3 separate regions of the Homo sapiens genome follow, and regions 2 and 3 are each linked to region 1. Evidence: chromatin contacts called from ENCODE Hi-C or POLR2A ChIA-PET data. All regions are on one chromosome and are shown on one strand. Each heading gives the region's core, a stretch centred on a gene start or an enhancer-like site at or near the end of the contact. The rest is flanking DNA. Distances are from core to core; before and after follow the strand shown.

What was found. Hi-C counts contacts between places; a loop is a spot of excess contacts on that map. ChIA-PET counts read pairs that join two places held with the same protein, here RNA polymerase II (POLR2A). Pooled maps may share reads with other maps.
Region 2: a loop to region 1 is called in a pooled map, with 7 times the contacts of the local background. The contact joins the promoter of HCFC2 here to the promoter of FICD in region 1. A Hi-C loop is called at or near these places in 4 of 50 pooled maps.
Region 3: a map of CD8-positive, alpha-beta T cell shows a loop between it and region 1 (16-fold over the local background). The contact joins the promoter of WASHC4 here to the promoter of FICD in region 1. A Hi-C loop is called at or near these places in 2 of 168 maps with a recorded cell type or tissue (CD8-positive, alpha-beta T cell and psoas muscle) and 7 of 50 pooled maps. POLR2A ChIA-PET finds 5 or more read pairs at or near these places in 1 of 52 experiments (GM10248).

Annotation. Positions count from the first base shown.
Region 1 is chr12:108,513,347-108,517,687 of GRCh38, forward strand. FICD (FIC domain protein adenylyltransferase) reads left to right here and starts at 1,931. Exons shown (of 3, transcript NM_007076.3): 1 at 1,931-2,015; 2 at 3,569-3,927. The coding sequence starts at 3,627. RefSeq lists enhancers at 1,403-1,462, 3,365-3,865, 3,554-3,653, 3,866-4,341.
Region 2 is chr12:104,062,652-104,066,992 of GRCh38, forward strand. It overlaps HCFC2 (host cell factor C2), which reads left to right and starts at 1,880. Exons shown (of 15, transcript NM_013320.3): 1 at 1,880-2,072; 2 at 3,516-3,664. The coding sequence starts at 1,910. It also overlaps a transcript of GLT8D2 not described here. RefSeq lists an enhancer at 1-83 and silencers at 1,407-1,566, 1,576-1,745, 1,727-1,896, 2,117-2,256.
Region 3 is chr12:105,106,309-105,110,649 of GRCh38, forward strand. WASHC4 (WASH complex subunit 4) reads left to right here and starts at 1,423. Exons shown (of 33, transcript NM_015275.3): 1 at 1,423-1,553. The coding sequence starts at 1,493. It overlaps LOC414300 (a long non-coding RNA gene), which reads right to left and starts at 1,334. Exons shown (of 2, transcript NR_121211.1): 1 at 480-1,334. RefSeq lists silencers at 1,232-1,511, 1,722-1,971 and enhancers at 1,532-1,691, 3,530-3,689.

The DNA of each region.
Region 1 (4,341 bases), core at 681-3,180:
GCCAAGATCATGCCACTGCACTCCAGCCTGGGCAACAGAGTGAGATCCTATTTCAAAAAAGATAGATAGGTGATAGATAGATAGATAGATAGATAGATAGATAGATAGATAGATAGTTTGCTCTGTGCCAGATGTATAGAATCTCATTTCACCCTCACATAAAACCTTGTGAAGTGGTAATATCATCACACTGTGCACAGTTTACAGAAAAGCCTAGACAGATGATCAACAAGATCAAGTCACTTGCTGAATGTGATTCAGTTTGCAAGGGGCAGAACTGGGATTTGAACCCAGGTCTGTGTGACTCCCAACAGTGACACCCCACAACCACCACCTAGCCCTGCCTCCAAGAGCAATACACGTCACAGAGGAGGTCAGATCTTGAAGCATCAAGCCTTCTGCAAATCCTGAACTGGATGCCAAAAGCAAGGTAGGCTGTTTGTCCCCATTTTACAAGTGGGGAAAGTGAGGCTAGGAGTAACGTGCCCAAGGTGACACGGAGAGTAAATGGCAAAGTCTGAATTTGAGCTCAGGTCTCTTTGACTCCCCAGAATCTGAACTGCTAACTTCTAAATGCTTAGCGTTTCTGGGGCACCTCCCTAGATGTTTAATTTCAGTATTTGTGGATTAAGATGGAGGTTTCCATTCTCTGCTTCAAGGAAAAAATTTCTCTCTGGGAAGCCAAAAGAACTAGCCAGGTCCTTCTGGAGAGGATACAAATTAAAAAGTCAGGGAGAACCGAGGGGGTGGCTTGCGCCTGTAATCTTAGCGCTTTGGGAAGCCGAGATGGAGGGAGAGCTTAAGGTCAAGAGTTCGAGACCAGCCCGGGCGACATAGTGAGACCCGGTCTCTAAAGAAAATAAAAAATCAGAAATAGGTCGGGCGCGATGGCTCACGCCTGTAATCCCAGCACTTTGGGAGGCCGAGGCAGGCGAATCTTCTGAGGTCAGGAGTTCGAGACCAGCCTGGCCAACGTGGTGAAACCCCATCTCTACTAAAAATACACAAATTAGGCGGGCGTGGTGATGCGCGCCTGTAATCCCAGCTACTCGGGAGGCTGAGGCAGGAGAATCGCTTCAACCTGGGAGGCGGAGGTTGCAGTGGGCCAAGATCGTGCCACTTCCCTCCAGCCTGGGCAACAGAGTGCGATTCCGTCTCAAAAAAAAAGAAAGAAAGCAAGACAGAGAGAGAGAAAAAAAAAGAAAGAAAGAAAGAAAAGAAAAGAAAAGAAAATTCGCCGGGCATGGTGGCATGCACCTGTAGTCCCAGCTACTCGGGAGGCTGAGATGGGAGGATTGCTTGAGCCCAGGAGGTGGAGGCTGCAGTGAGCTGCAATTGCTCCACCGCACTCCAGCCTGGGCGACACAACGAGACCCTGTATTTTATAAGAAAAAAAAAAGTTGTTTAAGTCAGGGAGGAAAAGACACAGAGAGGAAAAGAGTAAAGAAGAAGAAGGCGGCAAACTCAGCAGCATGGGGTGGAGGCTAAGAACAGGGGCTGCGCAGTCAAGCAGGCTAACCGGGTGAAGGGGTGAAAAGCATCAGCATCTTCATTTCACAACCGGGAAAAATGAGGCACACGACAGCGGCTCCGGGACGAAGAGACCCGAGGAAAAGACCGCCGTGGAACTTCCAGTTTCCGGGCCCGCCACCTAGTGTGCCCCAAATCCGCACGCCCATCGGGTTTCCAGCACCTGCTCCTCCTGCCTGTGGCCTAGGCCCCGCCCCTCCCGCTGCTTATTGGCTGCTACGTGAACGAGACAAACGCAAGCAACAACCAATGGGAGTGGCCCACGGCGCGTCTTTCCCGGGGAAGCCGACGCGGACGCGGGAACCCGGAAATGCGAGGGAAGGACAAGTGGGGAAAGCCAATCCGCCGCGACGAGGGCTGCGGGCGGTTCAATGGCAAGTCGCCGGGGGCGGGGCCAGAGGCCGGCGGAGAAGGAGGACCCGGGAGCCGGCGGCCCGGAGCTGGGAGCGCGGGGAAGGCGGTTGGGGTTCTGACAGCTGCGCGCGGTGAGAAGGGGAAAAGCCCTAGGGGCTCGAGAGGATGAAGCCGGGAAGGGTGCGACGGGGCCGCGAGCCCTGGGCGGGGTTCGGGAAGGGAGGCTCTGCAGTCTTGGAGGGGACTCAGACCGGTCCCCTCCCCTCTCCGGGCCTCAGTTCTCCCTTTCTAGGGAAGTGTGGGGGAGAGATTCGCGCCTCCCAGAACGCACTCCTTCCCTGCACACACCCCTGGCACCGGCGAACTGCCCCCTTTCCTGTACCGCCCCGCCCAGGAGCCTGTCCCCTCGGGAAGCCCGCCCAGACCCCTGGACCCGCGCAGCACTCCAGGCGCACCCCTATTAAAGCGCACCCCAAGCCATTTCACATGTTCTGTGGCAATGGGCCAGGATCCCCATGAGACTCAGAACCCCGTGATCCATCAGTCATTCCCGGGTCAGGACCAGCCCAGAGCAGGTGCACAGGCCCTGCTTAGTAATAAGGTAGAAATCGAGACCTGGGGACCGGGTTCAGAGGCCCTGGGGTTTCCTTCCGGATGCCTCTGTTTACCTCCTGTGGGCCTTCTGGAATTTAACTTATGCTCTCTGTGTCTTGGTTTCCCTTGTCTGTAAAATGGAGCTAGCGGTAGCTCTTCCTTCATAGGGTGGCATGAGGGTGAAACGAGGCAATGCGTGGCCAGTACACTGCTCAGCACCTAGGACACCATAGTTGCTTAATAAGTGCTTATTGTTAGCATAGTGTTTGCATGCCTGGCCCCACCTCCACTCCCACTGCCAGCCCCAAGCACATACAAGCCATGTTGTCACTGAGGCCAAGCACTGTGGCCCACAGCCTGAGTTCCTTTCGAGATGCTCGAACTGCTCATCTTCTTGATGGGGTCCCTTCTGGACAGGCCAGAAATGGAAGGCCAGAGAGGGGAAGGGCACTGTGGGAGCTGTGGCTGAATATCAGGGTGAGGGCAATAAATGAGGCCACCCAACAATTGTGCTTATCAAAGATTGGGCGTCAGAACTGCTGTGGCTGATCTGCCTGGGTGTCTGTCAGTCATTTATGTCCCAAATGTTTGACATATGTCCACAAATCCAGTGTTTGTGGTCAGAAGCCACAGGGATATATGGGAAGGGGGGACACTTTAGAGCCGTGGGGTTCCTGAGTTCAAGTCCTAAGGCTGTCACTTGCTCCCGGCGAGACTTTCGGCAAGGGACTTCACCTCTCTGAACCTCAGTTCCCTCACCTGGAGAAGGGTGAAAACATCAGCTCAAGTCGTTGAAGATTGCAGGAGGTGACCCATGTGAGGCATTTGGTGCTTAGCACACGGCCTGGATTATGGCAAGTGCTCATTAATTGTTGGACCACAGCAGTGTTTTCACATTCATACTGCCCAGGAGGTGGCACCAGTCCTTCTAGGCTGGCCCCTCCTCTAGTGAGATCCAGTCCTTGACTTGCCCCCACCCCATCTCTCTAGTGAGCTAAAAGAGCAGAAGTCTCCAAACCCATCTTCCCAGCTGAAGTCACACTATGTCCTGAACGTGTCTGTTTCTCCTGCGACTCTTGGCTCCTTGCAGATCCTGCTCTCTCTCAGCCGCCTGTGGACATGCGCAAAGGGCCCTCTCCTGAGTCCAGATGATGCTCATACCAATGGCTTCAGTGATGGCGGTGACTGAACCGAAATGGGTCTCGGTCTGGAGCCGCTTCCTCTGGGTGACGCTGCTGAGCATGGTGCTGGGGTCCCTGCTGGCCCTGCTGCTGCCGCTGGGGGCTGTGGAGGAGCAGTGCTTGGCTGTGCTCAAAGGCCTCTACCTGCTCAGGAGCAAACCGGACAGGGCGCAGCATGCCGCCACCAAGTGCACCAGCCCGTCCACGGAGCTCAGCATCACCTCCAGGGGCGCGACGCTGCTGGTGGCCAAGACCAAGGCCTCTCCAGGTAAGACAGACTGGCCGTCTTCCTCAATGCTTGTTAACTGGATAGACAGACATAGAATGTGTCATGTCCTGTATGTGGGGCATCGGGGTATTGTGAACAAGTCAGCCCTGAGCTCCTAGTATAGACAAGGTGATGTGACTGAGACAGTGTCACAAGTGTGGTGATGGGGAAGCATAAAGGGCTGTAGGAGCATACCAGGAAGGCTCCCTGGAGGAAGTGACACCTGAGCTGGGACCCAGTTGTTAAGTAGGAGTCATCCAGGGTGAAGGGCATCCAAGGAAAAGGACTCCAGGCAGAGACCAGAGGTTAGTTGTCATAACTGACATAACTGTCGTAAGAGAGCCTGGGGGCATTCGAGGAACTAAAGGAAGTTGAATGTGTGGGGCTGATCCTCAGGTGGCCAAGAGGGGCCAG
Region 2 (4,341 bases), core at 630-3,129, 4.5 Mb before region 1:
AAAAATAGAGATGGGATCTCACCATCTTGACCGAGCTGGTCTCAAACTCCTGGGATCAGTGGATCCTTCTGTCTCAGCCTCCAAAAGTGCTGGGATTACAGGTGTGAGTCACCATGCCCAGTCCTTTTTCAATTAAAATTTTAAAAAATAACTTGTATTGTGGATATTTAAGATATACAATATGAAGTTGATATCATATAGACCAGGGGTCCCCAGTCCCCAGCAACCAGTCCTCGGCCTGTTCGGAACCCCCATGACCTTCCTGAGCTCTGCCTCCTGTCAGATCAACCGCGCATTAGATTCTCATAGGAGCTCGAACCCTACTGTGAACTGCCCATAGGAGGGATCTAAATTGTGTACTCCCTATGAGAATCTTATGCCTGATGATCTGAGGTGGAACAGTTTCATGCCAAAACCATAGCCCCCATCCCCTTGCCAAGTCCATACCACCCACTCCCCTGCCAAGTCCGTGGAAAAATTGTCTTCCATGAAACCGGTCCCTAGTGCCAAAAAGGTTGGGGACAGCTGAAACAGGCAGTCACAAGGTTACTATAGTGAAGCATATTAACATATCCATCATCTCATATAGTTACCACCAACCCTTTTTGTGTCTCTGTGGCAAGAGTGGCTAAAATCTACTCATTTGGCATGAATCCCATATGCAGTGCAGTTTTATTCCTAATGGACTTGTGTGATTATGTGTAGGACCAAATCACAGGGCAGCTAGGCCTTATTAAGTGTTGCATTGGCTGGGTGCGGTGGCTCATGCCTGTAGTTCCAGCACTTTGGGAGGCCAAGGCAGGAGGATCACTGGAGCCCAGGAGCTCGAGCTTGCAGTGAGCTCTGATCGCGCCACTGCATTCCGGCAACAGAGCCAGACCCTATCTAAAATAAATAAATAAAAATAAAGAGTTGCGTATGACTGCTACCAGAGGCAGTATGGTATAATGGTTGGATATGACTGCTATCAGAGGCAGTATGGTATATGATATAAGGGCTTGGGGGTTCTGGAATCAGAAGCCCTGTGTTGGAATCCTGGCCCCAGTCTTTTTTTTCAACACCTCTCCTTTGTGTCCATCAGAAAATTACCTTACTGCACTGTGCCTCATTTCCCCGTCCATGAAAGGGAGATAACAGGAGCCACCACACTGGATTGCTGGATGGATTACATGAGTTAATACACATGAGGCACTTAGGGCATGCCAGGCTGTGGACAGCCCTCACTTGTTAGCTAGCAATGAAACAGAAACCTAGAAAACCATCTCTCCTCTGCTTAAGCCAAACAAACCAAAAATACCTCTTGTGGCTCACGGTTCCCAAGCTTCCTGGCATGGCTCCGCACAAAGCTGCCTTCGGTTCGCCCGGCAGGCTTTGTAGCGACCTTCCCTGCCCGGGTCCCAGTCACGGTCGGGAGCAGCCGCCGTGGCCCGGGCTCGCGAGGCAGGCTCCCGCCCGCACCCTCCCGTGCGAGGTCCCCGCCCTGCGCTCCCAGCTCTTCGAACCTCTACCCGAGCTTCTCTCACGTTGCTTGTGAGACTGCCTCGCCCACACATCCTAGATGCTCAATTAAAGTGGACGTAAAGGAAGATGCTGTGGCTTCTTCCCAAAATACCGAACGGGAGGCTCTGGGTGGGGATGGGAGACGTGGTCAGTGGGAAGCGTCCTTCCACCCTAAGGTGCGTTGCTCCGGGTGGCCGCTGGCCAAGTCGCCTGGGGTGGGGGCGGGGCTCCCCTGTCAGGACCCCCCTTCCCCAGCGTCTCTCCACTGCCCGCGGGCCTCCAGCCTGGCCGCCGGCGCCCGCGGCCACGTGACCCCAGCACAGCTGGAGGCGGGTCCCCGCCCTCCCCAGGGAGCAGCCGGTTGAGGCGGGAGCGGTGCATTGTGGGCAGAGGGGCGGGGGTTGGGAAGATGGCGGCTCCCAGCCTCCTCAACTGGAGGCGAGTTTCTTCCTTCACGGGGCCGGTCCCCCGCGCCCGGCACGGACACCGAGCGGTGGCCATCCGGGAGCTGATGATCATCTTTGGAGGGGGAAATGAGGGCATCGCGGATGAGCTGCACGTCTACAACACGGGTAGGCGCGGCGGCGGCTCGTCGGCCCCGCCTGCTGGAGCTGCGGAGGGGGAGGGGAGGCGAGGCGGCGGCCGCGGCCCTGACAGCTGTCACCGCCCGGTCACTGCTTCCTTGGGCGGGCGGCGGGGAGCGCGGCTCAGCCGGGCAGCCCGGGTCCGGCAGCTCTGTCCCGGACCGCAGCTCAGGATCTCCGGGGCCCTTGGGGCGCAACGGACCCCGAGCGGGGCGCACCGGCCTTCAGGCGGGGGATCCCGGACGCCCCCACCCCAGCCCGACAGGCGGACGCAGGCGACAGAAGACCATGTCCAACCGCCTGGGCCACTCCCCGAAATCTCGCCTCTGTCAAAAAACAAAACCCACTCCAAACCAAAGTTCCTTAGGGCCTTTCCCGTCTTTGCCTGCCTTCCTTCCTTAGGAGGAAGACCATCTAGGGGGTGAGGAGGGAAAACGAGAGGCCTTCTGGCACTCTCGCCTCAAATACAACCCGGTGTTTGGCAGGTAACGGTCAAGAGCCCCTCCGTGAGCCGCGCTCTAAAGCGGCGGGGACGTGGTGAGGCGGCCTTGTGTCTGCATACTCGGTGTGGACGCCCTTCTGGACTGGCCCTCGGAAAGAGGACTGTCATAACTTGAGCACCACTGCAGATCACAAGTGCCCCTGGGCAGGGAGCCCCTATCTTTGAGGACCTCTGTGGAATAGAAAGGAAACTGGATTTAATTTTTTTTTCCCCTTGTAAATGCTCAGGCTGTCACAAGAAATCTGTTTGGTGTAAAGACAGTGATGGAATTTTGGGTCTACTTCATGACCGATAACTTTTCTTTGATCAAACAACTTAATCACAGGAATAATTTGAAGGTTAACAAAATAGTGGAGTCTGAGAAGTTTTATTTTTTTCACCCTCTCCTCCTCCCAGCGCCCCAGCATATGAAGGTAAAAAGTTACTGACACTTTGGTCTTAGTGTAAAATCCCTGGCTTTGGAACAAATTAGACCTGATTTGAATCTTGCTCTGCCGGTTGCCCAGGATCAGCGCTAAAGTTACCAAACCTTTTTAAGCCTCACAATTTTCAGTTGTAAAATAGAGATTTTTATACTCACCCAGCAGGGCGTTTTGTAAGAATTAAATGATACAGATCAGGGTTTTTCAACAGCAGCACTCTCGACCTTTTGGGCCAGGTAATTCTTTGTTGAGGTTGGGGGAAGCTGCCCTGTATTGCCCTGTACATTGTAAGATGTTTGGCAGCATCCCTGCCTCTACCTACTAGATGCCAGTAACAGCCCCCTCCAGTTGTGACAACTAAAAATGTCACCAGACATTACCAAATGTCTTCTGGGGGGCAGAATCATCCCCAGTTGAGACCCACTGATATTGATGATATATATTTGCTGATAGTATATGATAACCGTTGTTTGTTATAATCGGTTTTCATTTTATTTTGGCAACTAGCTACGAATCAGTGGTTTCTGCCAGCTGTTAGAGGAGATATCCCTCCAGGCTGTGCTGCCCATGGATTTGTCTGTGATGGTACCAGAATATTAGTATTTGGGGGAATGGTTGAATATGGAAGATACAGCAATGAGTTATATGAGTTACAAGTAAGTGTATTTAATATTGTTTCATTCTGAGGCTTTAATAATGATATTGTTCATAATTTTTCAAAAGATTGCAACATTACTAACATTGTTTAACACATTTTAATATTATTCAAGTAATGTATTATTCAAGTAAACTATTATTCAAGTAATATTATTCAAGTAATGTAAACTTCACATTTTATAGCTTTATAGAAAATGTTTCCACTTCACTTAAAACCCAAAGTTTCCTGGCAAGTCTTTTTCCCATACCCAGTGCAACATTTATAACATCAAGATATCTGTTACGTAGCATCAGTTGTACATGTTATATATTTAGGTTTTTGTATCTTAATGCAGTAGAAACTTTAGCCTGCAACAGGAGCGCCTGGAGAACCTGTGAAAACACAGATTGCTGGGTCCTACCCAGAGAGTTTCTGAGTCAGAGGAAGGCCATGAGCATTTGCATTTCTACCAGGTTCCCAGCTGCTGATGCTCCTGGTTTGTTTGTTTAGAGACAGAGTCTTGCTCTGTCACCCAGGCTGGACTGCAGCCGCGCAATCTCGGCTCACTGCAACCTCCGTCTCCTGGGTTCAAGCAATTCTCCTGCCTCAGCCTCCTGAGTAGCTGTGACTACAGGCACGCGCCACCATGCCCAGCTAATTTTTGTATTTTTAGTAGAGACGGGTTTTCACCATGTT
Region 3 (4,341 bases), core at 173-2,672, 3.4 Mb before region 1:
CAAATTTTTCTGACTTGTAAGTTCAATTTATCACAATGAGCTGCTGGGAGATTAATTACAGTGATTTAATGCAAATGTTAAGAATCCAGGAAAGTCAAACTCATGGTCACACAGAAAGTACAGGAAAAAAGTTTGTCAGCCATTAGACCCTAAGGATGCCTGTTCTTTTCAAGATTTTTTTTTTCTTTCTGAAATGCCCACTAAGTCTGCCATAGGGTCAGAAAGCAATTTTCTTACATGTTTTATAGTTTCTGCATCTAGCCTGGTGCCTGGTACCCAGTGGGCACTCAATAAACATTTAACTCAGGGCAGATCCAATGACCTCAGAAGAATGCTCTTCAATAGACCTTTTGCCTACATTGATTAGTTCTTTTCGGTACTTTTTAAGATTACAAGAGTAAAACCCTAATAAATTCTCATTGTTAAGGATTCAAAACACATAAGTAGACACATCAAAACTTGAAAATCCTGTTACTCACCAACACATGCTTTTCCCCAGGTAACCACCGTCCTCTGATTTGTCTTCCTATGAATTTACATACACGTAGGCACATACGCGTTTGTATAACTTAAAAACATAAATGTAATCACAAATACACATTACTCTGCAACTGTCTTGTGTCGGTTGTTCATGCCATTATAAATATATTTCATCTATTTTAGCAGCTCTTCAGTGATTCGTAGTATGGATGTATTGAGCTTTATGTAATTCACTTGTAATGAACATTTAGATAGTTTCCTATTAAAAACCACGTTGCTATAAATATTCTTGTGCAAATACGTGTATGCATGTAGAATTTTACACCGATCCCGATTCTCCAAAAATCCAAATTGCAGGTGGGATCATTTTAGAATGTACTTCAATAGCGTTCTTCATCCTGCCTCGCGTTTTTAAAAGGACTGAGTGGAGAGCGGGGAAGAGGTCGTAAGATCCCCTGTTAGGGTGTTCATAAAGTAACTTCTCCTCTCGCACAGAACGTCTTGACTAAAAAACAATCCGTACAGAATGTGCGGGAGAGCTGTAGGAACTCCTACGGTGGCGACAGAGAGGGAAACAGGCTTGTTGGAAGAAGCGCCTGGTCAGCGTTATCCTCGAGGATCATGCCTTCCTGTTAATTCCCCACCCCATCAATTCTACCTTTTTAGGTTAGACTGGGGAGTAACTTTCCCAGGTATTAAAAATCGTCTAGAGAGAGCAGGGCGAAATTAGAGTGCCGAAGTGGCTTGAGAAGCACAGTGAATGGTGGCGAAGCCCGAGCCGGGTCGCAAGACGCCCGCTGGCACTGCCGGCGCCATGGCGGCCGCCTTCGGCCACGGCGGAGGACTCGCTTTCCCAGGGGCCCCCGCGGTCGCAGGGGCAACGAGCCCGGCCGGCCCTCGCGAGCGGAGGCGGGGCCGGGGCCGGAAGTCACGTGCTGTGACAGTAGCTGGGGTGAGGCCGTCGTCGCCGCACGGGCTGGTTGGGGCTGTGTCTGTGGGAGGCGCCGGGGTGATGGCGGTGGAGACTCTGTCCCCGGACTGGGAGTTTGACCGCGTTGACGACGGCTCGCAGAGTAAGGGAGCTGCAGGGCGAGGGCTGCGGGTGGACGCTCCTTCGGCCCGCCGCTGTTCTGGGCTGGGCAGCGCTCCTGCGAGAGGGACGGCTGCGCAGCCGTCTGGTGCGGGACACTTCAGAGCCCTTGGGGTGTGCGAGGGACGCGCTCTCCAGCGTTACTTTCGGGGTTGGGGTCCCAGCCACGGCGGGTCAGGCTGCCCGTTCAGGGCTCGGCGTGTGAGGCGGAGACTCTCCTGGGGAGCCTGCGGTGCCCCGCGGGGAGCGGCGTCCCCCTTCAGCTGCCCCGGGGCTTGGGCGGGGCGCGCCCGGGAGGCCCAGCGGCCCCGGGATCCCAGGCTGCTTCTGTCTCTGGCCTCTTGGGGATTTCGCCAGATTCTGAGCGTTCAGCTCTGGAGGACGCTGATGTCTGGGTTCCTGTTTCGGTTTCCTGTTTTTCTTCTTTTCCTCCCAAATCAACTTTTGCAAGTTTGGGTGTCTTTCCCATCGCGTTGCTATAACCGTAGAAGGGAGCGAAAAAAGAACTTTTCACCCTGCGAAAATAAACACGTGAATGTCATTTTATCATTTTCCAGGCCTTTTATTTATGCTAAGTGATATTTTTCAGTGATGTTCTGCAGTTTCCATCGCAGTTATAAAGGCTTCAAAAATTACAGCAAATCTTCAAATTTTGCTTCACAAGATCGAATTGTCTGATTTTAACTTAGAAGTCTATCCCGAAATAAACAAATTGTGTTTCTTTCAGTAAAATATTGAGGCCAAATTAATTGTAGTGAAACTCTACTTGAAATAAATACAAGTTGGCAATCTGCTTCTTATCTTTGGTCATAGTAATCTGTGTAAGTGATCTAAGAGAGATTGGAGCATGCTGTTTGTGATTTTTTTTTTCCCTCATAGTTTTCCCAAAAGGTGGAACGTTGCTTTTAAAAATTCCGGATGAATTTTGCTTGATTTACGAAGAGAGACTAATGCCTACAATGTTAGATGAATTAGGTTTTACAAGTCTCTCAGAGAAGAGTGAGCTACATCCAGGATGGGTTGCAGTTTTTCACAAAACATTCCTGAGGTCAGGAGTTCAAGACCAGCCTGGCTAACATGGTGAAACCCCGTCTCTACTAAAAAATAAATAGCTGGGCTTGGTGGCGAGCGCCTGTAATTCCAGCTACTTGGGAGGCTGAGGCAGGAGAATCGCTTGAACCCGGCAGGCGGAGGTTGCAGTGAGCCGAGATCGCGCCATTGCACTCTAGCCTGGGTGATAATAAGGTATTAGCTCTTATGCAGCATAAAAATTAACCTTGGAGATAATGACAAAATCTTTTAATTTTTTTTTGTGGAGGGGATTCTGTATTGTTATAAAGTGAACTGTACCTTGTCATATATGTTTTATGGACAAAGATGACGAACTGGTATCTTCAAAAAAAATTGGAATAGAGTTATGTTAATTGAGTTTGAAAATGGTTCAGCCTGGAGTAGAATGGTCTGATTCACTCAACAGATATTTTCTACAACCAGTGGCTGTGCTAGATATTAGGGATAAAAAGATAAAACAAGGAGTGCAGTCTGTTGACAAAGATGAGCATGTTAAGTAGGTTTTTGGAATTTTTACTCTTAAAAAATTACCATGTAGTTCTTATCTCAACTTTTGTTATTTTAACTTTCACCAATTTTACAACCGTTTATTGTCAGCAAGGAACTTTTAATGTTATTTTAGGTTTTCTGTTTCCTGTTTGTGAATCCCTGAACATACTAAAGGAGTGATTTATTGGCGTGGTGTTTCTCTAGCATTGTCTTTTTTTTTTTTTTTTTTTTTCGAGACAAGGTCTCACTCTGTCGCCCAGTGCCGTGGCATCGCCACGGCTCACTGCAGCCTCGACCAGCTGAGCTCAGGTGATCTTCCTACCTCAGCCTCCTTAGTAGCTGGCTGATTTTTTCTTTTTAAATTGGGATAGAGACAAGGTTTTGCCATGTTGAACTCCTGGTCTCAAGCGACCCACCGGCCTTGGCCTCCTAAAGTGTTGGGGTGAGCCACCATGCCCGGCCTAGCATTGTCTTTAAGAAGTCATTTGCTGGTCAAATGCAGCTTTGACTGGTCATTTCCTGTGTAGTTGAGAATAAGACAACTATTTGGGGTTCTGAGAATCTGGGCAGTCTTATATGTAAGCTGTAGGGAAGAGAACACCTCCCTGTGCTTGGCGTTCATTAATTTTTGGTCTGTGAATCATATCTAGACTAATTGTTTTCCAAAATTGCCTAGATTAATGCTATAATAAGACAGAAACCTTAATGAACTAAATGGATTCACCGGATTTAAAACTTTATGTGGTTGAAGAATAAAGGAGAGTGGGGGCTAGGTCTTTATACTTTAATACAGCATGAGTCAGAACACACTTTCTCTTACTTGCTTCACATTGCTAATTTGAGGAGAGCAAATTTTTACCTTTTTTAGAAGACAAAGGTTGAATAAAGTTATTCATATCAATAAAAGAAACTGAGTTGGAGTTGAATTTGTTACCTTTGGGAACAAGTAATGAATTTTTATGTGTAACGTGAAATACTTTGACGAATAGGCATATTTTAAAATCCAGCTTATTCCAATGATTCCTTAAAGTTACCTATGAATGTGTTAATTCTGTGAAGAACAGCATAGTATTCTGTAGTCAAGCAGTGTTCTTTGCTGGTTTTTCCAACTTGATTATGACAGTTAAATAATTTAACAAATATCTTGGTTAAATTTTAGACATTATAGAAATAATATGCTCAAGCAGGTATAAAACCTCCATTTAAAAATA